3 separate regions of the Homo sapiens genome follow, and all the other regions are linked to region 3. The links are chromatin loops, found by intact Hi-C in ENCODE. Cell type or tissue: heart left ventricle. All regions are shown on one strand. Region 1 overlaps WWC2 (WW and C2 domain containing 2). Region 2 overlaps WWC2 (WW and C2 domain containing 2). Region 3 has its middle 37 kb from the start of CDKN2AIP.

Region 1 (8,000 bases), 120 kb after region 3:
AGGGGCAGGAGCAACTCGCTCTGGCCCATGGCAGGTGAGTGGGAGAGACATGCCTTACTTCTGGCAGAAGGCTGTCAAGGCCAGTGTGAGAGGTGCACATTTCTGTCCCCTGCTGGAGGGAGAGCAAAGAACCACAGAGGGAGGCTCCATCAGCATGGGCCCTGGGTAAGAGCAACATGGAGCAGGACCTCCTGCCAACCTGCAGTGAACCAGTAGCTAGGCAAGAAATAAACCTTTATTGTTTTATACCACAGAGATTTTTAAAGTTGTTACCATAGTACAGCCTGGCTTACTTAGCCTGACCAACTGATTGCATGAAGCCCGCCTAGTGTAATAAATAAATACATTGCAAGACATTTCTGTTTCCTCCATTTCAGGACACATAACTCCTACCATGTCCATGACAGTCAGCCTGAATACAGCTGGACAGTGTTGCTAAGTTTTGACTATCTCCTCCAATCAGAATGCTTAAACTGAGTTGCCTTCCTTGATTTCCCATTGTGTGCTACTTACTTTCACCACTGAATCACCATGGCTCTTCCCAGGGGCAATCTTAACCTATTCATCAAGCAATAATTATTGAACATATATGAATAAATGTCTGCTGGGGCTGTGCAGGCAAAGTACTAGGAAGAGAAGACACAATCTCTGCCCTTGAAAACTTCGGCTGCAGAATGACATGAGGCCTTAAGCGAGAGGAAGCTGTGAGTGAGTGCAGAAGTGCACAGGAAGTCAGGGAAGGGGATGGATCACTCAGGGTCAGGGCACATGCACTTGAGGAAGGGATTTTAAACAAGGCTGGGTGAGAGGTGAGACTCTACCAGCAGAGGGGAACACGGAGGTATTTCTTGCCTAGATTATTGGCAGACAGAATGCAAAATAAGTGATCACTAATAAGAACTGTTACTATTTGATATGAGCGAGGAGGGACTCAAATTTGACAAGTACTCCAGTTTGAAGATCTAAAATAATGGTAGTGCTCATGCCAGATGGAAGGGAGGGGGCCTGTCTGTCCCTATGCTGATTTCAGAGCCTTAGCCCAAGTCAGAATCACTCTTATTGTGTCCTCCTGTTCTTCCTCCACATCCAGTACATACTGCATGGTCTTCTGTAACATTCTTCTTATTAGGTTCCCTTTATTCAACCTGTACCCTCTCCTCTCTACAAATGCATTACACAGTAAGAATCATCTAGACACACATTATCTTTGACTGTATTACTTACTTTTTGGAATCAGAAATCTTTCCTAGCTGTCATGCACACAGAGCCTAAGGACTCCACATACAAGAGTCTGCTGGTAAATGTTTAATAACTGGCTCTCTCTGGGAGAGAAGAAAGCACTGACTTGTAGGGTTGGCCAGTTTCTATGTGGTAAATACTCCTACCATCACCATTTTCAAGCTATGACTGTGATGTCACTGTCACTCCGATTTAACTGGCAAGAGACGAGCACAATTGGCTCTTGTGAGCCAGCGTGAGGAGGGTGCAGCACACCTCTGCCGGTCGGTACCCCTCTAACCTCATCACTCACACACTTGGCGCTTTGTTCTTCTATTCAGATGAACCTTTTCCTCATCTTTGCAGATACTTTTGTCCTCATACACCTCTATACCTTGCTTATGCTGTAATTCCTAAAGCAGAATACCATTCTCCACTTGTTCCTATCAAACCATATCTGTCTACTTTTAAAAACCATTTAAAACCATCTCCTACATATGCTTCAGGATTAACCTTTGTCTGTTTCAAGTAGTCCTAATAACTAAGTTTATCAGTAACCTAACCGTTTCTCAACTCCACTCGATTCATAAACACTTTTGGTTAATATTTATCTGAAGAGTGAAACTATCCCCTGAGAGTATGAGCTGCTTAAGAAGGCAGGTGACTTAGAAAGGAGTTGAGAAGACTTTTCATTCAAGATGATAAAAATTTAGGTGCTTTTAAGGCATAAAGTTTGGTAACCTGAAAAATCAACATTTCAGAATTTCCTGAAAATGACGAATGCTGAATAAATGCTAGCACATCTCATCTGCCTTTAGAAAAACAAAATATTCTTTTATGCCTTTCAAGTAACAAGGAAGTTAAACCAGGGGCGCCCACTGCTGCCTGGCCAGGCATCTCTTACTCTGCACATGGCAGAATGAGACCAGAGTGGCCCTGGTGATGACAATGCTTCTGATTTACCTTCCCAGCCATCATGCCTGATCCTCCCGTCCACAGTGCCAAAGCTGCTGGCAGAACCTGACACTCCTCATGCCGTGTGTCCCTGCTCCCGTATCATTTTACGCCACCTACCCACAGCGCCCAGTATCCATCACACCCCCACCCTGCCCCAAAGCTACCATTTTCTTTTTGAAATTGTATTCAAGTGTGGAGACCCCCCAACTGCTGTCAACTGAGCCCTTCTGACTCTCAATCAGATGGGCTAATTCCCTGTCATACCCGGCACAGTTGTGACAGTCCTGTGTGTGTTGTGTCCTCCTCTAGACCATGGACTCCTGAGGGTGTGAGTTCGCCGTCAACAGAGCTCAGCACATGTGGTGCTCTGTAGTCACCGAACCACACATTTTAAGCCAAAATGATCACAGTAAACAAATATTTTCCTTTAGTATTTCAGCTGTTAGCAAGTAAACAGGAATTTCTGAACTACTTGAACAGACCAACCTGTTAATTCATTTATTCTCTTAGACTTATCCTTAAGGCTCATGCAGAGACCCATGACCTCCAGGAAAATGCCACCCGAGCTGCCCACCCACATGAGTTTTAACCTTCTAAAGATATCTGTGTAAGCAAGCTACAAAAACTGTGTGTTCCTCCTTTACCAGAATGTGTGTCCTTCAGAAAAGGTACCAGGTCTTACACCCCTTCCCACAATCGCTCAAGACCTGGACATGGTATGCAGAGTCATCAGAAATGTGTTCTACCATCGTCTGATACCCCTGCAGGCTCAGAAGGCCCCTTCTCCAGAGATACTGAAACCGCATTTCCAGCCTTAACCATCACAGGTTCCACACCAATGATGAATAAATGCCCTCACACCCCCCCATCTCCATAGTGGCCATGGCATCTGCGTCTCTGTGTATCCCAGTGGCTGCATTCAGTAGGCCAAGCGCATGGAGCACTGACATTCATTCTGTAGTTCTGGAGTTTGTGCTGCACAAGTGACAATTCTGGACTGGTCCAGGGACAGTGGGACGTGGCTGAGGGAATACATACCCTTTTGACCCTCAAACTGCGGCGTTCGGTGGAGTTTCTCACAAACAGTGATTTTTTAGCCAGGGTTGAACTGTCACTGTCACTCCGATTTAACTGGCAACAAAAGATTTAAAAAAAAAATCACTGCATATCAAACAGAGTGCAAGTGGAAGTTTGGGATTGAGACATTTACCAAGTAAAGCAGGTAGTCATAGTTAAGAGTTTATTTCTTTAAGAAAATCCCCTCAAACAAGTTTTTCCTGTTCTATTTTGTTAAATAACTTCATTTTCCTAAATTACTTATTTATGTATTTTTTTTTTGAGACAGAGTCTCACTCTGTCACCCAGGCTGGAGTGCAGTGGCGTGATCTCGGCTCATTGCAACCTCTGCCACCTGGGTTCACACAATTCTCCTGCCTCAGCCTCTGTAGTAACTCGGATTACAGGCGCACGCCACCATGCCCAGCTAATTTTTCTATTTTTAGTAGGATGGGGTTTCACCATGTTGGCCAGGCTGGCCTCGAACTTCTGACCTCAGGTGTTTCGCTCTCCTCGGGCTCCCAAAGTGTTGGGATTACAGTCATGAGCCACTGTGCCTGCAAATAATCTGAATAGCTGCCTTTTGGTAGTGGCTATTAAAAATCATATGTTTAAGGTACTTATATATTTTTTGAAATGAAATTATCCTTTGTATTTTTAGCTAATACATGATATTTGTTTCTTTAAAGAAAGGTCTGCATGAAGCAGAGCTCAAGGTCAGAGTTGAGACACAGTCTGTGCTATCTAGAACGCTCTCGGCCCAGATAGCCCACACTCACTGTCTCATCTGCTTCAAATCTTTACTGAAATGCAGCCTGCTCTGAATCCTGCGTATCACCCCCAACCCCCTGCACTACTGTTGTCCATAGCATTGATCCCCTTCCAAGATACTTCATAGCTTGTTCATCTTATTTACTGCTTGTGGTCTGGCTCGATTCACAGGAATGTAAACTCTACAATGGCAGGGCTCTGGGTCTCTTGTTTCTAGATGAATCCCAAGTATTTAAGAAAATGCTTAAAAGCAGGTGCTTAATAAAAATGTGTTGAACTGAATGAATAAATTTAGAATTTAAAAAGTATTTCTAACCCAGTTTATAATATTATGTCTATCTTACTAGATAAATCAGAAATACTTCTAGAAGTAGAATTTGGCAAACTGATACAAATCTCATAATTTTCTTCACAGAACTATGGATGTGATTCAGTGTTTATAAGCATTATTAAAAGAGGATTTTTAATCTAAAATGCAATTCACAGTTCTCAGTTCAACAAGACAAACATGGTTTGAAGGACATATGATATAGAACAGAAATATACAGACCACATGTATCTCAAAAAACCACTTTATGTTTCTAAATACAGACCGAAGTCCAAATAACGTACAAATACTCAGCACTCAGATCCTTAAACTTCGCTTACTTGCCAAATAAATCACATTGGAACCAAGGAGGCATTAAATTTGATGGAAAAACAAACAAACTAAAAGGGACCATAAGCACGTGATATTCTACATCTGTTTTACAGCATTTCTAGCATTTGTCGTTGTCATGTGGACTCCCAGTGCACAGTCTCTTGTCCTTTGCAGGCCACTCCCTACCAGCAGGGAAGAAGCTGCAGTCCCAGCGCCTCACCACGAGCACTGCCACCTTACCCTGCAGATGTACTGGTTCCGCTCTCCTGGAGAAAAGGTCTGTGAGCGCACTATCACACTGCTCCTCACAAACGGATGCTGTCTAGAGCTCAGGCTGCTGCGCTCTTTGGGGCGAACTGCCATATTGTCATTAGCGGCTTCATCAGTGTTTGTCTCTTTGTCAACCTATAAGAGAAGTTAACAATTTGTCAGGAGCTGAAAGATGTGTAAACATTATGCTCCTTTCTTCTAAGAAAGAAAAAATATCTAATGTTACAACAGAGACTCATGGAGCACTATGGCCACTCCTAAGAGAAAGGCTTTGCATTACAGACTATAGTACTTCTGAAGTACTTCTGGGGAGAATTGTTCTTCAGTTTTCTACCAAGAATGGTTTTGTACTAAGTTCTTAGGAAGTTCTGCACAGCAGGCCGTGTGATATCTGTCCAACAAGCACCATAAATAGAGGTGCTGCCTCCAAAGGGTTGAACATAAAAATGAAGGTTTAGATTTAAAGTGATTCTATAAAGAATCCTATTTGGGTACATATCATCATTAAACTTTATTCAACTTTCTGATTACATTGTTTTCCAAATAAATGATAAAGATAATTAAATATAAGAAAATGAAATATACCACAAACTTGTAGGTTTAAATAGAATATGCAATTATACATGTATAAACATAACTGTTGTGAAGCTGAGTTGTATTTTTACTGGATCTTTAGAAATGTAACAAAAATAAAACCTAAGTAAAAATGGAAGTTTCTCAAAATACAAACTCAGTAGGCATAGGCAGATGTCTATTTTTTATCTTATAGGTATAATTTGATTCCAAACCTGCCTCTTGATGAAAGTTTGCTCCTTTGAGAAAGGAAGTTCTCAGGGCATAATATTATTTTCTCAGGAATACAAAATTATAATTTTCTAAACTCTACTACCAATATCCCCAGTGTGTGAGCATCCATGAAGCTTGAAAATATTTTCCCCATATGGGGTTGACAGTCTCAATACATCTCTCACTTAACTAGCAAAGTTACCTGTTTAATAACTTGGTTGGCACTTGTGCCTAAACTAAGTCACCTGTCACTTTTCTAATCAGGGCATCGCCTAACCAAAATGAACTTTAAATGTTTACTTCATGTTTGAAATGGAAATAAAACTTACTACATATACGGAACTTGACACAAGACACCCTGTTGTTCTCCTAGGAATTCAGAAAATACTTTTAATATTCACAGAATATTTATAGATTTAAAGTAACTAGCACTATTTCTCTTCTTATATATTCTCCAAATATAAGTGGAGAATATCTTGGGCCCATTTTAAAACGTTAAAGCATTTATGATGCTTCTTAGAGCCTATTCCCACATATGCCTTTCACGATCAGCTTTTGGCACAAAATCCTGACATGGAATTTACACCTAAGGAGACAAACAAGCATCTCCCTAGTCCACATGGTGCCTGTAAGGTATCAGTTTTAAGACAGCACAGCGGAATAGTCACCAGTGTTGGTATTCTAGTAGGTGGCTGACTTCTGAGGTCTTTGGCACAGTTGCTTTCTTTCCTGTTCCCGTCTTCATTCATCTCAGGCACACTAGTGCATGAACTTAAATCTTCTGTACAGCTACTGTCCTCTGGCAATTTAACTTCAGCCTCTTTTTCAGCCACAATTTCATCAGAGGCCTCTCTTAGCATTGTTAGCCTATGGTAAAACAAAAACAAAACACTTTTGGTAGGCAGGCATGCTCCATGAACACGCAACCTGGGCATGCTAAGTTGTTATCTGGGAAATAAACAGACTCACACAATGAGCCAAGCCATTTCTTTGGCTGGGGTTTTTAACTAAATGTCTCATTTAAAAAAATCCTCTCTTCACCCTCTAGTAACCTGCAGCAAAATCACCATAATGTGGTACTAAAAAGTTAAACTCATGAAATTTAACCTAACTTCTAGATATCAAAATAGACATATTCTGAAAATCACATTATAGAGTTTAATGTTAGCATTTAAAAATATTGACACTCACTATAAAATAACTTGGTATTCGTTGTTCATTTATTGTAAAATTAATCATATGACAGTGAATACAGAAATAAGGATTTTAAATCCTCATTTTATTGAGTGTACTCACAGTCGAGCAGGGAGAATCCTACGTTAAGGAAGTTTTTCTTCTGAACTAGCAGAAGGCTCATTTTTAACAAAAGCCCTGGCATGGGCTGAAGTGGCATTATAAGTGGTATAAGTGGTGCTCCAGAATATAAATACAGCTTATATGGAATATATAAAGCAGGAGTACTAGGATGGTTTAGAACATCTCATACTTTGTTGAGTTTCATGTTCTCCGAATGCAGACATTCTTTCCATTGATAACTAAATGTTCAGCTTTAATTTGATTGGTGACATAATGACAAACTGGCACAGACTAGTTAATAAATGTCTAGCCATGAAGTGAACACAAGGGGAACCATTAATGACTACTATGAGTTATAAATTCCTTTGTTTACATATTAAGAGTACTGTTTGGAAATATGTGTGAAACAACTTGTATTTTACATATATGAGAATTACTATTTAAAGATACTATAATGAACCTTATAATCACTCTCGTATTTATTTGTTTTGCAGTGCTGTGATTTTTATTCACTATGAAGGACTTTTTATAAGGACAAAGTATATCTATATCTTTTTACATCACAGTAGAAGCTCTTCCTTCCAAATGTCCATGACTGCGTTATTTATGATATATCGTGTCACTCTAAGTTTCTAAAAAGTTTTCTATATACACACATACAAATGCATGCTATATATGTATATGCACATGTATTAACAGTAGTTCAACCAAACATAACAGTATAAACAACTATATATTAAAAATTAACTCAAATGATTTCACATATATACTTAAAAAGTGAAATATTCACTAAAATTTGTTTTAAGAGAAACAGTACAATCCAGGAAGGAGAGCTCTTTATATATAAATGAACCTGGACAATAACTGTAATAACTTCCCCCTCTGCCTCCCCTTTTTAAAGGATTGGGTATGGATACAGGGAAGGACACAGAAAAAGAAGGTAAGAGTGGTAACAGAGAAATGAGTACTCAGAAGTTGTTTTTTAAATACCTGCTTTGTCTTACTA
Region 2 (8,000 bases), 93 kb after region 3:
GACACTGAAATAGAGTATTAGGCAATATGTAGCTTTGTTTTTGCTTTTTTTTTTAAAAAAAACCACTGAATTTTTTTCCACCCACAAACACATGGAAAGTGCAGAAACCAGTTAATCTATGTGATGTATTTGCATACGTTTACAAACAAGACAAATTAAAACAGAAACATGTTCAGAATTTAACCTGATTAAATATTAAGTTCAGTCCTGAGCTTTTGATATTTAAGACAATATAGATAAAGCAATAGCAAAAAATTTTAATTTATTTGATTTGCATGCTACAGAGATTTAGCTAAACTTTGTTCATTTGGCTAGCAATATTCTTTTTGTACCTGTAACACTTAAGATTCTGATATACAAAATTGTAATAATATACTGATAATTCAAACTTGAGAACTAAATATTACATTCTTTTTACCCTGTGCGAATAAATTCTACCTTTTAAAAATAGTATTTATAATATTAAAATTCATATTTGTCCATATGGTTTTGTGATCAAGTTATTAAAATGTTTTGTCACTGTGAATCATTTGGGTTAGTACAAATATGACAAGATTATTAAAAGCTGCCTATAAATACATAACACTATTGCTGACTTTTAAAGTGTAGAAAAAGGATTATATTAAAATAAGTTCATCTCTCATGTTAGAAATGAGGAAATTTTGTGAAATACAACAACCAAAAGCATCTTGGTCACAACTGCTAACTACCAGCCTGAGACAGATTTTATTCTTTAATACTTGTCTGAAACTTTTTGTATTACAAAAAGTCAACAGCTAATCTGATGAAAGACTTATAAAGCTGTAAATATTCCAATATAGTCTCTTCTGTGTCAAATATTTAAAATGGCCAGAATCAAACTATATATTAAACAGAACATAAATAAGACTGTAAATAAATAAATGAAGAAAATAAAATCGTACGGAACAACTACACATAATTCTATAGACATTTTCATGGTCAAACTAAGATGCTGAAAACAGCTCACCTTCATTTACCTCTACATTAAATAAACTTCTGTCTTTCACATTTGACCTTGACAAGGGTGAACTGTATTCTTTTTCTAGTTTTCCTTAGTCATCTAATAGAATGAACTGGGCAGCCTTAAAGGACTGTACTCAGTCAATTCACTAGGCTGGTTTTTGTTCAAAGCAGTGTCTGCCATGTCCAGTTATGTCTTCAAAGAAATTTGTATGTAAGTGTTGGGACATTTAGGAAAAAGTAATTAAAGTTCTAGGCTCAGAAGTTGCTTAATTTGAACTTCAATTCCAATAACATGAACTTTCCAAAATATATATAATTGCTTTCAAGAAAATAAAAATTCTTGCTAGTGAGCTAGTGAGCATTCTAACTGAGGAACAAAACTTTTTTTTTTTTTCTTCAAGGGGTCCATTCCTTTAAGACAATTTTGGATTTCTTTAAAAAATCTATTTTATTTGCTATATTAGATGGCTAACCCAAAATTGTTTCTTGGGTTATTGAGTAATAAGTATGGTTTAAATGGCCTAAATACTACATATTTTAAAAGCCTTGATGCTGGCAGAGCTGCACTGAGGATCTGTGTTTTTAAGAAGTGCCTGGGTCGGGTAAGGTGAAATTCTAAACTGGAGGACACATTAGTCAGTTTATCTCTCTAAACTTGTTCATCCAAAATAGGCTTTTTAATAAACAATTTAGCTTATACTTCAAATTAATAATCCCCCCACACACATTCTTCCCTTTGCCTCCCAACTATTTACCATAAATTATAGATAGAACCCCCTAAAAATGAGAGCTATGAAGTAGTTTCTACTAAATGTTAGAAATCTGCTTGATAAACTCTTCTTTGTTTTTGGCAACTTTGATTCTATCAAGACATCTTTCCCCCTCTTCTTGGTTACACCAAATGAGTGCCGATGCATTTCCCTCCACCCCTCCAGCTCTCTCTGTCCTCAGAACACAGGGCCACCACTAGGCACCATCCTTAGATTTAGGGCAAAACACTAGTGCAAGCCAGAAACTCACTTTTGAACACTTAATGCAAATTCAGGCTGAGTGAGACAAACCAGCTGCTCATTTGATGAGCTTATTTGTATCTCTGCGTGGCTGGTGTTCTTTCTTCTCCCTGCCCTCAGTGTCATGAATCCCAAGATCTTTCGTGTAGCCAAGAGTAGTGCTCCTTTGTATTCTTATTCTTATTTTTATTCTTAAGAGCACTTGGTAGTTTATATCTTAGTTTTCTTTAGAAAAATATAAAAGGACAAAAAGGAAATTGTCTTAAGGAAACCAGGTGTTCCCGCACAGGTGATGGCCGTGGACGCAGCATCCATTTCGGGCGGACTTTGGAACGCTGCACTCCAGCGTGTGCTCACACTGCCTCCAAATGGAAAGCGCTCCTCTCCTCGCCAGCGCACAGATACCACGTGGCGCTGCTGCCATCGGCACAGCCTACTCACAGGAACACAAAGGAGAAGCAAAACCACCGGCTGAACCAAGTTGTTTCTCAACAGCCGGCTCAACAGTACACATGTGGGGTACTGCCTCTATTCCATTTTTACAAAATGAAGTCCACTGGCAATGCGCACATACTGGGCAACATTTGTGTACCAGGTTATCCCATCTTTCTTATATGATTTTTTCTTTTTTAAGCATATAAAAATTACACTCAAGGTACTTTACAAATTAATGTGTTGAAAATCTGATGTGAAATAAAAGTTCTTCAAGAGTTGACAGTTACGTTACCAAAAAAAACCAAACACCAAAACAAAAACACAAATCTTCAGTCTTTTACCCTCCCTAAGAAAGTGAACAGATGAAAAAATAATTTCTTAAGTCATGTAATCACACATCATCAGCTGGCAGGGATGGGATGCTTATCTTTGCTCTGGTGAAGTAGGCAATCTTCTCCCTAGAGTTGGGGTGAGAAATAAATTGACTTATATATGATGCTAAAAATACTCTGGGACCATTAAAACAGTCCCCAAGACCTGCAGTGGCAGTGATGTCTCTGCAAGCACAGGTAGAAGCTCTTTTCCTTACGCAGAACTCCATTTAAAATCAGGAGAGCCTCTGCCTGCTTAAAGGGGGGGTATCAAGGAGAACAGCAGCTCTGGATCACGGAAGTCACCTACAGACCAAGCCCGTAAGTTCCCTTCAGGGAACTTCCAACAGAAGACAGTTTTTAAACTAGTAGGGGTTTGGTCTAGGATGGGTGTTTCCGAACTAGGTAGCAGAAGACTCAAAAGGCCCAAAATCCTACCTGGAAACTTCTCAGTAACCTCACAGAAAAGCACACAATAACAGGAAAAGTCTTTACATCGATACCATGCCGGGGCAGGGACAACCTGATGAGCGACACCACGACGCAAATGAAAGGAGAAGGAGGAACTATCTGCAAGGTAGTAACTGCCCTGGTCCCGAAGCAGCGGAGAGGCTGAGACAGGGCAGAGCGGTTTTCAGGTGAGGAGAGTGCTTAAAAAAAAGACAAACAGTGCGTCTATTTCCCTACAGAACTTCACACTGTACATGGCATTTATGCCGTCAGCACGTATTTCTTGAGGGCATATTACATGCAAGGGGCATGCTGGTAGCTGAAGAATCAAGCACTGGTTCTCCCTTGCGAAAGAACAGTCCAGATGGGGGAGGAGGTGCGGGTTAGAAACCAGAGCTGAGGTGGGGATGTTCTGAAGACTAAGAAAGGATAGAGAAGAAAAGGAGGAGTGAGAACACTATGGACACTGGAACGAGCTACTGCTGTGAACAGTGTCCTTTAAATTTGTTCAATTCATAAGAGGAAAACAAGAACAAAAAATGCCACGAGTGTAGGTGTGATGTCAGCGGAGGCCTTAAGGCGCAGCTGCTAACTGGGGTGTTTAAAAATACCTGAAGTAGTTGCCGGCACCTGCATTTGAGATATTTCACAGAAAACTGTTGATTTCTAACTTCTCTTGAAAAATTAGAAGGCCAGGGACCATCGGGCTCCTGATTCCAGGTGAAACAAGCAGCTGGGGTGGTGCCGGGCAGAACGGCCCAGGCCCCACCGCTGCCTGATCTCACCACCCCAGGCCAGGCAACGGTAGCCGTGCAAATCCCACGCTTCCAGCATGTTCTGTCTCACCCTGGTCCATCTCATCATTCTCGTCACTTCCCTGGTGATATAATATGCTTCGTATCTTAAGGGAAGCTGGGAATGTTCGTGGATTCTTTGCTTCAGGTTTCGGCAACAACTGCGAGTTGTGTGACTTTCCACGCTAGACAATGCTGCTTATTCTCTAAGTGACCACAGCACCAGGGACATGGATGGGCTCCCCTCACCTGCAGTTCTAAAACCCAAGTAGTGGTAGTCCCTGAAAGTCACAAATGTGATTCTTTAGCAGAAAAGAGGGTGGAAAAACCTCTCTACTGCAGGGTGTTGCAGAAAAATGAAAGAGCTGTGAGCCCACTAAGGCACACTGCTGCTGCCACACGGTCCGTGGCCCTGCCCTCCCGCTTGGTACCAGACCTCAGCCTGCCATAGCTGTCCCTGCTCCACCACGTGACCTAGCTTCCCCACACTTCAAAAACACTCGCTTCTTCTGGGCTTCTCCCCTTTATGCCTAAACACTTTCCAAAGACTCGTCTATACAAAACCTCAACCAAAACCAAATAAAAACGCAATAGGAACAAACCTTTTTGCTGAGCTCCCTCCGTCGGGGCTGAAACCATCTAGTGTGCTCACCAGGGATCCCGGATGTACTTTTCAGTTCTCTCCATCAATCTCCTCTTCCCACCCTCTTGCCCCAGGCTCCTGGTTCTCCTCTGACCTCTCCAGCCATTCTTTCTAGCATCTCTTTTGGGGCGAGCCCTTCAGTGATTGGTGCCCACCAGCCTCCTTTCCCAGTCACCTCACATTTTCTGGGATGTCTGGCCCATTTCCACAGATGAGACCAATGCATTGAAGATGAGCACTCCCATTTTTTAATCTCCATCCTGACCCCTAACCCTGGCTTTAGATTTTTATTTCCACTTGTCTACTGGTCATGGTTATCTCACTAGCCTGCTGGCATTGCCTGGTGTGCCATGGCAGAGGTCAGCATCCTCCCCACACCCCTGCTCCCCAGCATTCTCCATCTCGAGCGCTGGCACCACAGGGCAGCCACTGCCCCCCACAAACCTCCCATGAACCTAACTGGCCACCCTTACCCGCTTCTCCCCAGCCCACTCTCCACAATGCCTCTGATATCTGCCCTACATAAAACCCATCCCCATCATTTGGTTTTGTGCACGGAGAGCCCTGCTGGCCGCCCGTCAGAGACCACGGGTGGAAGCCTTCTGCACAGCTTCCAAGGCCTGTGCAACTTGAGCCCAGTTCTCCTGGGCAGGCTCACCAGCTGGCAACTCCCCATGCGCCAGAGCTTGGCACTGACTTCTAAGGTCTGTGCCTCTGTCCATGCTGTTCTTCCCGCCTCAATGTCCCACTCAAAACTGCCACCCCTAGGTGCCTAAGGAGCTTGCAGCCATCCTTCCATGATGGGTTCTCTTATAATCTCCTCTGCTGGTGCCCGCAGCCCCAGCACCTGCCCCATACTGACTGAGGCTCCTCCCACATCTCTCACAGGTCCCTACCTATCCCTTTAGTTAGCTCCTTCCACATGCACTGCAATGACCTGGTTACCCGCCTATCCCTGCCACAGCCTAGAGCCCCCCAGAAGAGCAGAACGAATGCACATGTTCTTAGCCTCCACATCTCAGAGCCTGACAAGGTGTAAGGTTTCTGGGGCTGCCCAAGGAATGTCTGTAAAATGAGCGAACAAAATCCCAAAGATGTCTGAGTTTTCTGTACCTTTGTATCCTGTGTCAAGATAGCCCAGTGAGATGTGCTAACAGCTACTAAGAGCTGGGGACACCCTGGGTTCTTGTGGGGAGTTAGGCTTTCATCAGCCTTTAACTCTGCCAGTCACATTTATCACCTCAGGTGCAAATGGAAAATTATATATTCAAGGTAGAGAACAGAGGACTTCTGTCTCGGATCCTCATATTAACTTTCACTGCACTGAGGTGAATTCCTACACAATCAGACCCCGTGAGGGCAACCCAAAAGCTGTCCTGGATGGGGCTATTCACCTGAAGGACTGCACCTGCCGAGGCACCTTCTGGCTCTGCTCCCGGAGCCGACACACGTCCTTGGAGACTTGCCTCATCAACTTCTCTGCATTCAGACCTTGCTTCTGCTCTTCTTTGGACTGTTCAGCCTGGAAAAGGGAATAAAAATGTAAGAAACACACAAAACACTGATTAGAAATCCCTGGAGACATCCTATGAAGCTTCAAAGATTGTGGACTAAAGTCAGGAGGGCAAGCAAGGCAGCCAGTGGGCTGGTGTCCTTTTTATCACCCATCAGGAGCCAACACCCACATGACCAACTCATGCTGTGCATATGTTGATTTTGGGGTAAGTTCATTTTAATCACATTTTAGAAATCTAATTACACAGGCAATATGTGACAATTTTACTACATCTGAAAACCTAAGAACTCTCAAAAATGAAACGGAAAATTACTCATAGCACTGTTTCCAAAAAATATCTACAGTTAAAGAATGTTTTGGGCAAATACACTTTCAACATCTTATTTATCTTTTTGACCCTTTTTATCTAACTTAGTCATTTAAAAAGCTGTTTATTTAACGTAGAATTTACCAATCAAAAAACCTGCACATGCCGGGTGCGGTGGCTCACTCCTGTAATCCCAGCACTTTGGGAGGCCGAGGCAGGCGGATCACGAGGTCAGGAGATCGAGACCATCCTGGCTAACACGGTGAAACCCCGTCTCTACTAAAAATATAAAAAAATTAGCCGGGTGTGGTGGTGGGCACCTGTAGTCCCAGCTACTCAGGAAGCTGAGGCAGAATGGCTTGAACCTGGGAGGTGGAGCTTGCAGTGAGCCGAGATCGCGCCACTGAACACCAGCCTGGGCGACAGAGTGAGACTCCGTCTCAAAAAAAAAAAAAAAAAAACCTGCACACATACGTGTATAGCTCAAAAAACTTTTACAAATTGAACACACCCATGTAACCAGCACCGGAGGAAGGGGAGAACACTCCTGCCCTTCCCGCTCTGCCCCGAGGGTTCCCAGCATTCTGACTTCTAATGTGCCTCTTTTGTCCTTGGTATAGATGGAACAGTAAACAGAGACTCTTTAGGGTGTGGCTTCTTTTGCTCAACATTATGCTCACGAGAATCATACACGCTGTTATATGTAGTTGTAACTCACTTTCCTCACTGCTATATAGTATTCCACTGTATGACTTTACTACAATTTATCATCTGTTAGTAATAATGAACATTTGGGTACTGTGCATGGACACATTTTAAAATAAAAATGTACTAATGATACTATATTAAAAGTTGTCTTTTCATTTCATTATTTCACTCATATTCATTCACCCAATCAATAAATATTTGTGGACTGTCTTTTAAGGAAAGGTGGTATAAGTTGGTGAAGAGCAAACATTCAGGTCATACAACCTGGGGTCAAATTCCATTTCTACCACTTACTAGCGATGTAAATCTGGGCAAGTTGCTTGACCTTCTGGTGTCTTAGTTTCTCCATTTGTACACTGGGAATAAGTACTTATTTCAAAGTTGTGAAGTTTAAATGAGTACATATATATGTAAAGTACTCAGAGCAGTACCCAACACATCACTGAATATACTATTTCAGAATGAAGCTATTACTGTTGCTTTTTTTTTTTTTTTTTTTACAATATGCCAGGCTCTGTACTAGGAGGCAGGGTTATAGTTGTGAACAAAACAGATGAAGTCCAGGCTGGGAGGCCAAGGTGGGAAGATTGCTCAAGGCCAGGAGTTTGAGACCAGCCTGGACAACATAGAGAGACACTCTCTCTATGAAAAAAAAAAAAAAAAATTAGCTAGGTGTGGTGGCATGTGCCTGTGGTCCCAACTACTCAGGAGGCTGAGGTGAAAGGATCACTTGAGCCTGGGAGTTTAAGGCTGCAGTGAGCTATGATCACCGCTGCACTACA
Region 3 (8,000 bases):
AACAAACTGCCGCCTGGCTTAGTTCAGAAACTAACTGAAAACCTAACGTAGGAGCATACTTCTGTAACTAACAGCTGAGCCTCCACTCATTACAGCAGCTGAGCTTCAGTCAACCATGGGTGGTCAACTGAGTCAACTTAGGCAAATGCCCAGCTGCAACCATTCAGCGCTAGGCTGCCCTTCCATTTTCTATCCTCTGCTACTGCCTGACCACCGTGCTGTCTGGCCACAGTGCTTTGAACCTATTCCAGTACAGGGGCTGCCTGATTCTGGAATCACAAATAAATAATCAATTAAGGTTTTCTTTTTTTTTTTTTTTTTTTTGGAGACAGAGTCTCGTTCTGTTGCCCAGGGTGGAGTGCAGTGACACGATCTCGGCTCACTGCAACCTCTGCTTCCCAGGTTCAAGCGATTCTCCTGCCTCAGCCTCTTGAGTAGCTGGGATTACACATGCACGCCACCACACCCGGCTATTTTTTTGTATTTTTAATAGACATGGTTTCAACATGTTGGCTAAGCTGGTCACGAACTCCTGACCTCAAGTGATCTGCCTGCCTCGGCCTCCCAAAGTGCTGGGATTACAGGCATGGGCCACCATGCCCGACCACAATTAAGATCTTTAAACTAAATTTGTTGTCATTTTTTGACCATTGGGACAAAAAATACTTATTACATTTCCCTTATTGAAATAGAATCAATGGGAACCCCTCCTGGGGCCACCGTCTCCCCAAAGCCTCTGCAGGCAGCTGGTCTGCTTAGCTGGGTGTCTTCCTCTTGGGCTGGGAAAGCTCTTCAGAGGTGACTGAGTGGGGCCAGTTCTGTTTTGCCCACACTCTGTGGCCAAGCTGGGAATCAGTCCCTTTAGGAGAGGCAGAGAATGGGGTGGAGACCCGGGCTTCGGAGCCCCTCTGGCACTGCAGAGATAGGGTCCAGGGATGAAGGCGCAGGGTCTTGTTCTGTGTCTTCTCAGCTGTGTGAACTTGGGCATAAGCTGAACATGTTACTGAGCCTCAGTTTCCTCATCTGTAAAAATGAAAAGGCCAAGTCAGAGGGTTGTACAAGCACTGATGAGACGATGCAGCTCATGCCACACGTTCATGAAACGCCAGCTTTTTCTCTGCGAGGCTCAGCCCTCTCTCCCCTGTGGCAGTGATCAGTGAGGAGGGGCCAGGGCTGCCCCAAGCAGGAGGTCCAGGAAGCCAGTGGGGTGGTATGGAAGAGAAGGAAGGTGGGATAGAGACAGGTCGAGAGGCCCCAAGGGATGGTTCCACAGCCCCCACTCTCGGCAAGTGGCAGGAGGCTGGGAGTAGATGACAGAGATGGTTGGCCCGGTCACTCCCCATGGAAGAATGCAAGCTTGAGGCCAGAAAGAGGCATGGGCTCTGAGTTTCTGTCGCGCCTGGGTATCAGGCTAGCACGAAGCTATTTTGTGACGTAGGGAATTTCAGGCATTGGCATTTCCCTGCTCACGTTATTATCTGAAATATAATTACCTCGTCTGACAAGTGTTTTTCAGAATGTGTCCACTGAATATCCTGTGACCTCTTTTGATCCCAGGGAGGTAGGCAGGGAAGGTGGGATCCCCTGCCTCCACCCCATCTCCCATCAGAGGAGAAAAACCCAAGATAGTGAACGTCAAGGTCCCAGTGCAGAGGCCGAGCACAGAGCCACCGAGGGCTGAAGGACAGCCCAGACCTCCTGACCCGATGCAATTCTCTCCCCTGGAGTACAGTTCTCTCTCCTGTGGTTGAAAGATCAAATCTGCAGTGAGGGCTCACCAAGGGCAGGTCACTTACACAGCACAGTTTGTTTGAACTGATTTATCTCTGTAGATATTGAAAACACACACACACACACACACACACACACACACAGCAGAAACTCACATAGCAAAGGCTTAGGCAGGTCCCCTGAGTGAGCTCTGAGCAAGCTGCTCTCTGCTATCCAGAGCCTACATCCAGACCAGTAGGGCACCAATGGGCAGGTAGGTCCATACAACAAAAGGAACAGCTGAGTAGGCCGCAGCACAGCAATAATACAGCACTAATGACAATAGTTTATGTGTCCCCAATCCAGCCTCTTACATCGATGACAATTCCCAGTTACTGAGGATTTGCCTTGTACATGTGCTATGGTTTTACAGGGTGATTCACTGAGGAATTAATCTGTGTTTTCCACGTTGTCGTTCTTGCTGTTGTCTTTGTTTCTCCTTTGCCATCCCAAGTACTGGGCTCTCCAGCCTCATGTTGGGGATTGTGTGAAATCTCTCCTTCAGGGCACAAGACAGAGCCCTTGGAGGGCAAGAGGTGGAGGGTGCAGAGTGCCAGAGTCTTGGAGACAGCTCCTAAGGCTGGCAGCGGAATAGATGTGTGCGTGCGTGTGTGTCCGTGTGTGTGCGTGTGTGTGTGTGTATTCTGCTAGTAATAAAGACAAGCCCTGCCCCACCAGCCCACACTCAGCCCCCTCAGGAAGGAGGAAGTAACCCAGAGGGCTTGGTTGGGAGGGGGCCCTGGGAGGCCTGGCCCTGCCCTCCATGGCTGTCAGTCTTAGGGACTGGGCTGGGCCGGGGTTTGGCATTACCCTGATGGACTAGAGCTAAAGGCCCAGCACTGGCTTTCTGGACACGACAGGGTTACCAACGACTCTCATGTGATCCTAGAGACAAGAAGGACACCTCAAATTCAACGGATTGAATTTCTCACCATACAGGCAAGCTGATTTAATATGATTTGGGAACATTCTGAATGTGGCACTTTTTTTAATACTCAAGTCTATGAGTAAAATTGATCACCGTTAAATGTATATCACCTCAATAAAAACTCACAACAGTCTTATGAAGTGGGTGTCATTGACATCCCCATTTAGCAGAGGAGGTTGAGCCTCAGAGGGTTAAGTAACTTGATCGCTCACAGCAGAACTTTCAACGCAACCCCCCTGCTTGGGAAGGCCACCTTCCCTGCATCATCGTCTTTGGCTAATAATTGGTTCGGAGTTTTCATTCTTGAATTTGGTGAAACCTTTATTCTGACATGGTTTCTCCTGAATTCCTTTAGGAGAAATTGAATTCATGGTCTAGCACCCACTGTATCGCCTCACTTGGTCACAGCACCTGGATGCATGGCTGTCTGGGGGAGTGGGGGACGGTGGGCACCGAGGCCTGAAGAAGACCAGGGCCCATGGTGCCTACTGGCTCCCCGCCCCAAACACCCTCCTCACCTGGGCCCCCTTTGGTCCCGTGCTGAGCTTCCTGGCATCTCCCCCCCAGAGGCAGAAGCTGTTTCCCTCCCTGACAGGAGGGCACAGAAGGGCACTAAAGGTGTCACTCATCACGTACCCCCAAGTCTCTTCCTCTCAGCTGTGCAGGGAAGGGCAGATCACGCTCAGTGTTATTTAAAAACTCAAAAAAAAAAAGAAAAGAAAAGAAAGGGAGAGAAAAAAATGAAAGAAAGAAAGAAAAAGAAAGGAAGGAAAGGGAAGGAAGGAAAAAGGCAGGAAGGAAAGAAAGAGAAAGAGAGAGAGGAAGGAAGGGAAAGAAGGAAGAAGAGAAAGAAGAAAAGAAAGAAAAAAAGGAGAGGAAGAAAGAAGAAAGAGAAAGAAAGAGGAAAGGAAGGAAGGAAAGAATGAAAGAAAAGAAAGAAAGGAAGGAAGGAAAGGAAAGAAGGAAGAGGAGAAAGAAGAAAGAAAGAAGGAAGAAAGAAAAAAGAGAGAAAGCAAGAAAGAGAAGGAAGAAAGAAAAAGAGAAAGCAAGAAGAAAGAAAAAGAGAAAGCAAGAGGAAAAGAAAGGAAGAACGAAAAGAAAGAAAGGAAAGAGAAAAAGAAAAGAAAAGAAAGAGAAAGAGATCCATAAGAGAGTTCTTTGTAACAGTTTGGTAACCTGAACAGAAAAACCTTTGATGAATTCCCTGAGAGAGCTTCAATCTTTCTCCTGTCTCTCTTGGAGGGATGGCAGCAGGTCAGCCCTGAAACAAGATGATCCGCATCAATAAAGCCCTGGTCCTGGAGGAAGGAAGTGGGCTCTGGTTTCCCCGGTGGCTATAAAAAATCGGGGCTTTGTTTCTCAGGACTGCTCTTCCAGTAGCTGTAAAGCACGGTGCTTTGCTTTGGCAGGACAAGCGCCTTCTGAAGACAAAGGGTTGTTTTACAGGCGCCGCGCTGCGCCCCGCCACCCCGAGCCCCTCCGAGCTCGCCCGCGATTCCGCCCCGAGGCCACTGGGTGGCGCCCGAGGAGCCGAGATTGCGGTTGAGGACGTCGCTTGCCGCTTCTGTGGGGCCCGACTGGGCACAGCGGTCACAGAGGTGACGCGGAAGGAGACTGCGCGGAAGGGGCGCGGGCCAGCCCCTCCACAACCACTTGCAGCGTGGATAGGCCAGGTTTGCTCTCTTTTACATAAAGAAAGAATAGAGCACATCTTTTTTTTTTTCTTTTTTATTTATTATTATTATACTTTAAGTTCTACGGTACATGTGCACAACGTGCAGGTTTGTTACATATGTATACATGTGGCATGTTGGTGTGCTGCACCCATTAACTCCTCATTTACATTAGGTATATCTCCTAATGCTGTCCCTCCCCCTCCCCCCTCCCCCCACCCCTCGCCAGTCCCCGGTGTGTGATGTCCCCCTTCCTGTGTCCAAGTGTTCTCATTGTTCAATTCCCACCTATAAGTGAGAACATGCGGTGTTTGGTTTTCTGTCCTTGCGAGTCTCGCTCTGTCGCCCAGGCTGGACTGCAGTGGTGCGATCTCGTCTCACTGCAAGCTCCGCCTCCCGGGTTCACGCCATTCTCCTGCCTCAGCCTCCCGAGTAGCTGGGACTACAGGCGCCCGCAACCACGCCCGGCTAATTTTTTTGTGTTTTTTTAGTAGAGACGGGGTTTCACCGCGTTAGCCAGGATGGTCTCGATCTCCTGACCTCGTGATCCACCCGCCTCGGCCTCACAAAGTGCTGGGATTACAGGCGTGAGCCACCGCGCCCGGCCTCCTTTTTATTTTTTTAACTGCCCCTTGAGGAGCAGGGCTACCCCATAGGCAGTGTGCCCTGGGTAGCCAAAAGCTACCCTTTATTTTTATTTTATTTATTTATTTATTTATTTTTTTGAGATGGAGTCTCACTCTGTCGCCCAGGCTGGACTGCAGTGGTGCGATCTCGGCTCACTGCAAGCTGCCCCTCCTGGGTTCACGCCATTCTCCTGCCTCAGCCTCCCGAGTAGCTGGAACTACAGGCGCCCGCCACCACACCTGGCTAATTTTTTATATTTTTTAGTAGAGACGGGGTTTCACCGTGTTAGCCAGGATGGTCTCAATCTCCTGACCTCGTGATCTGCCCACCTCGGCCTCCCAGAGTGCTGGGATTACAGGCGTGAGCCACCGCGCCCGGCCTTTATTTTATTTTTTGAGACAGAGTCTCGCTCTGTTGCCCAGGATGAAGTGCAGTAGTGCGATCTTGGCTCACTGCAACCTCCACCTCCTGGATACAAGTGATCCTCCCACCTCTTCCTCCCAAAGTTCTGGGATTACAGGTATGAGCCATCGTGCCTGGCCTACATAAAATTATTTTAAAATATTTTATAAAATTACCCTCAGATGATGTGTATAAGGTGTATATGAAACATAAATGAATTAGACTTTGATCCCATCCCCAAGATATCTCATTATGTATATGCAAATATTTAAAAATCCAAAAAACATCCAAAATTCAAAACACTTCTCGCCCAAGGCATTCTAGATAAGGGGTAATCAACCTGTTTTTGGAAAATGCTATTTTTATTGGTCTGTAGAAGACCATCTGAGTTAAGAGTTAGAGCTCAGCTGCAGGCACATGTTGCTTCCAGGCCCGTGGCCTGGCGAAGGCTTGCTGCCCCACAGCCCCTCCTGCACGCGGGCACGGAAGGCGCTAACACAGTCCTTTGATTAGGCACTTCCTTCCTTGCTTGGCTCCCTGCACCCCGTGGGTCCCTTCAGCCCCCAGCATGTCCACGGTTGCTCAGGGACAGCTCCTGCATTCTGGACCAGGAGACGGTCCAGGGACCAGGCCTTAGGGTCAGCCCCTCCTCTCAGCTGTTCTCTTGAATAAACTTGCTTAGCAACTTCATTCTTTTTTTTTTTTTTTTTTTTTGAGACAAAGTCTCGCCCTTTGCCCAGGCTGGAGTGCAATGGCACAATCTCGGCTCACTGCAACCTCCGCCTCCCCGGTTCAAGCGATTCTCCTGCCTCAGTCTCCCAAGTAGCTGGGATTACAGGCGCCCGCCACCACGCCCAGCTAATTTTTTCTATTTTTAGTAGAGACGGGGTTTCACTATGTTGGCCAGGCTGGTCTCAAACTCCTGACCTTGTGATCCGCCCGCCTCAGCCTCCCAAAGTGCTGGGATTACAGGCGTGAGCCACCGCACCTGGCCAGCAACTTCATTCTTAAAAACCAAACTATCCTAGAAACTAGAGATCTTCCCTAGCCCTCCACCTCCCCCTTGTCTGCTTCATACCTTTTCCCTTCCCTTCTCCACAAGCTTTAGGATGGGCTTGCCTGCGAGCACCCACCGGCTCTACCTCCTCCCTCCTACTCACTCTAAGCCACCCCAAGTTAGTTTCTGTCCCTTCTGCTCTTGGAACTCATGTCCATTCTCCCATATCTAGATGCTTTAGTCTCTTTTCTCTCATGGCCTCTCTATTCTACGTGATATTAATGGTCCTGATCTCCTTGAACTCCTTCCTGCCTGGGCTCCTGCAGCAATCACATCCCTTGGATTTCCTCCTAGACCCCAAACTCCCCTTGTTCCCATTGTGAATCCATTTTCCACAAAGCAACATGCTAGGTGTGGAAGGGAGCCCGCAAAAGGCCCCACGGCAGCGGGGGTAATGGGCTTGGACTTGGGAGAAAAGGTGACTGGGGCTCCTACTCCCCATTTATATTTACTAAGTTACAGCAACCGTGGTCAAGTCTCCCAAATACTGAGCAGGTTCCCAAGATCCAAGGATACGGGTGAGGAGTAGTGGGAGAGGGGGCTGGAAAGCATGAAAGGTGTGTAAAAGGTGTTCAGCGCTGGGCTTGCCGTTTGGATGCCATCTCACAGGCTTGTATCGTCTTGCCTGTGCGAGGCTGGCCAGTGGCCCCTTCCTGAGGCGTGCTGAGTGGTCAGCATCCCTCTGAGCTGCCTCAGGGAATGCTGGAACCCTGGTGTTACGGTTATCTGTTGCGGAGTAGCAAGCCATCCCAAAGCTTCACTGAAATAGCAGATCATCAGATCTGCAGCTGGGACACAGAGGGAAAGCTCATATGAGCTCCACATGGCATTGACTGGGCCCCAGGGCAGCTGCACTGGGGGCTGGAGGATCCATTTACAGGATGGGTCTTGCACATGGCTGGAAAATCAGAGTTGGCTGTTGGCTGGGAGCTCAAGCTAGGCTGAGGGCCAAGGGCCTTGGTCCCTGTCCCCGAGGGCTTTTCTATGATCTGGTTGGCTTTTCTCAGTCTAAGCCTTCTCAGGCTGGGGCTGGGTGGGAACACACACTAGAGTTGAGCCCAGAAGGTTCTGAGCATGGCTTATACCTTCTTTTCTTTCTCCATCCCAGCTTTAAGATGACTTCCCTTTGGACGTGGCCAAGCTTGCAGAGGAAAGAGAGGCTGTTAGAAATTTGATTCATTGCCTCTGCCAGGAGGGTGGACAGGAGGGTAGAAAGACGAAATGCCTGAACTTCAAGGAGTTTTTCAGCAGTCTGACACTTGCATTTGGGGGCAAGAGAATTCTCTGAGTGAAGGGAAGAGCGATGAGGGGCAGACTGAGCTCCTGAGTCAGCGTGTCTGAGCGCCCGCCCAGCTGCCTGCTTCCCAAGCACAGTTTCGACATCCTGCTGCCTCTGTCGTCCTCATGGGTACATTCTTAGTACTGGGCTGATTTTAAGCTTCTCTTTCTAGTTATTTTATTGTGTTTCAAAAGTAATGGAAATTCAGCCGGGTGCAGTGGCTCATGCCTGTAATTCCTGTACCTTGGGAGGCCGAGGTGGGTG

What was found. Hi-C counts contacts between places; a loop is a spot of excess contacts. Peaks named below come from ENCODE experiments on the same cell type or tissue, not always from the same donor. Only the 100,000 strongest peaks of a DNase experiment are listed, where the experiment ranks them.
Region 1: a loop joins it to region 3, with 3 times the contacts of the local background. A loop is called at or near these places in 12 of 110 quality-filtered maps.
Region 2: it touches region 3 in a loop (2.7-fold over the local background); 5 of 110 quality-filtered maps call a loop at or near these places.

What each region holds. Positions count from the first base shown.
Region 1 is chr4:183,281,273-183,289,272 of GRCh38, reverse strand. It overlaps WWC2 (WW and C2 domain containing 2), which reads right to left. Exons shown (of 23, transcript NM_024949.6): 18 at 6,367-6,565; 19 at 4,883-5,047; 20 at 3,214-3,306. Among named protein-coding and RNA genes, the nearest start is that of CLDN22, 35 kb to the left of the region's middle. In heart left ventricle, no CTCF peak of the experiment used is centred here; no DNase peak of the experiment used is centred here.
Region 2 is chr4:183,310,550-183,318,549 of GRCh38, reverse strand. WWC2 (WW and C2 domain containing 2) reads right to left here. Exons shown (of 23, transcript NM_024949.6): 22 at 6,082-6,209; 23 at 1-2,887. The coding sequence ends at 2,821. It overlaps CLDN22 (claudin 22), which reads left to right. Exons shown (of 1, transcript NM_001111319.3): 1 at 1-450. Among named protein-coding and RNA genes, the nearest start is that of CLDN22, 5.7 kb to the left of the region's middle. In heart left ventricle, no CTCF peak of the experiment used is centred here; no DNase peak of the experiment used is centred here.
Region 3 is chr4:183,403,471-183,411,470 of GRCh38, reverse strand. No RefSeq gene overlaps it. Among named protein-coding and RNA genes, the nearest start is that of CDKN2AIP, 37 kb to the left of the region's middle. RefSeq lists enhancers at 2,823-3,661, 3,898-4,077. In heart left ventricle, a CTCF peak has its summit at 4,204 (motif pointing right); a DNase peak (open chromatin) is centred at 4,230; H3K4me3 peaks cover 892 bases; H3K27ac peaks cover 241 bases.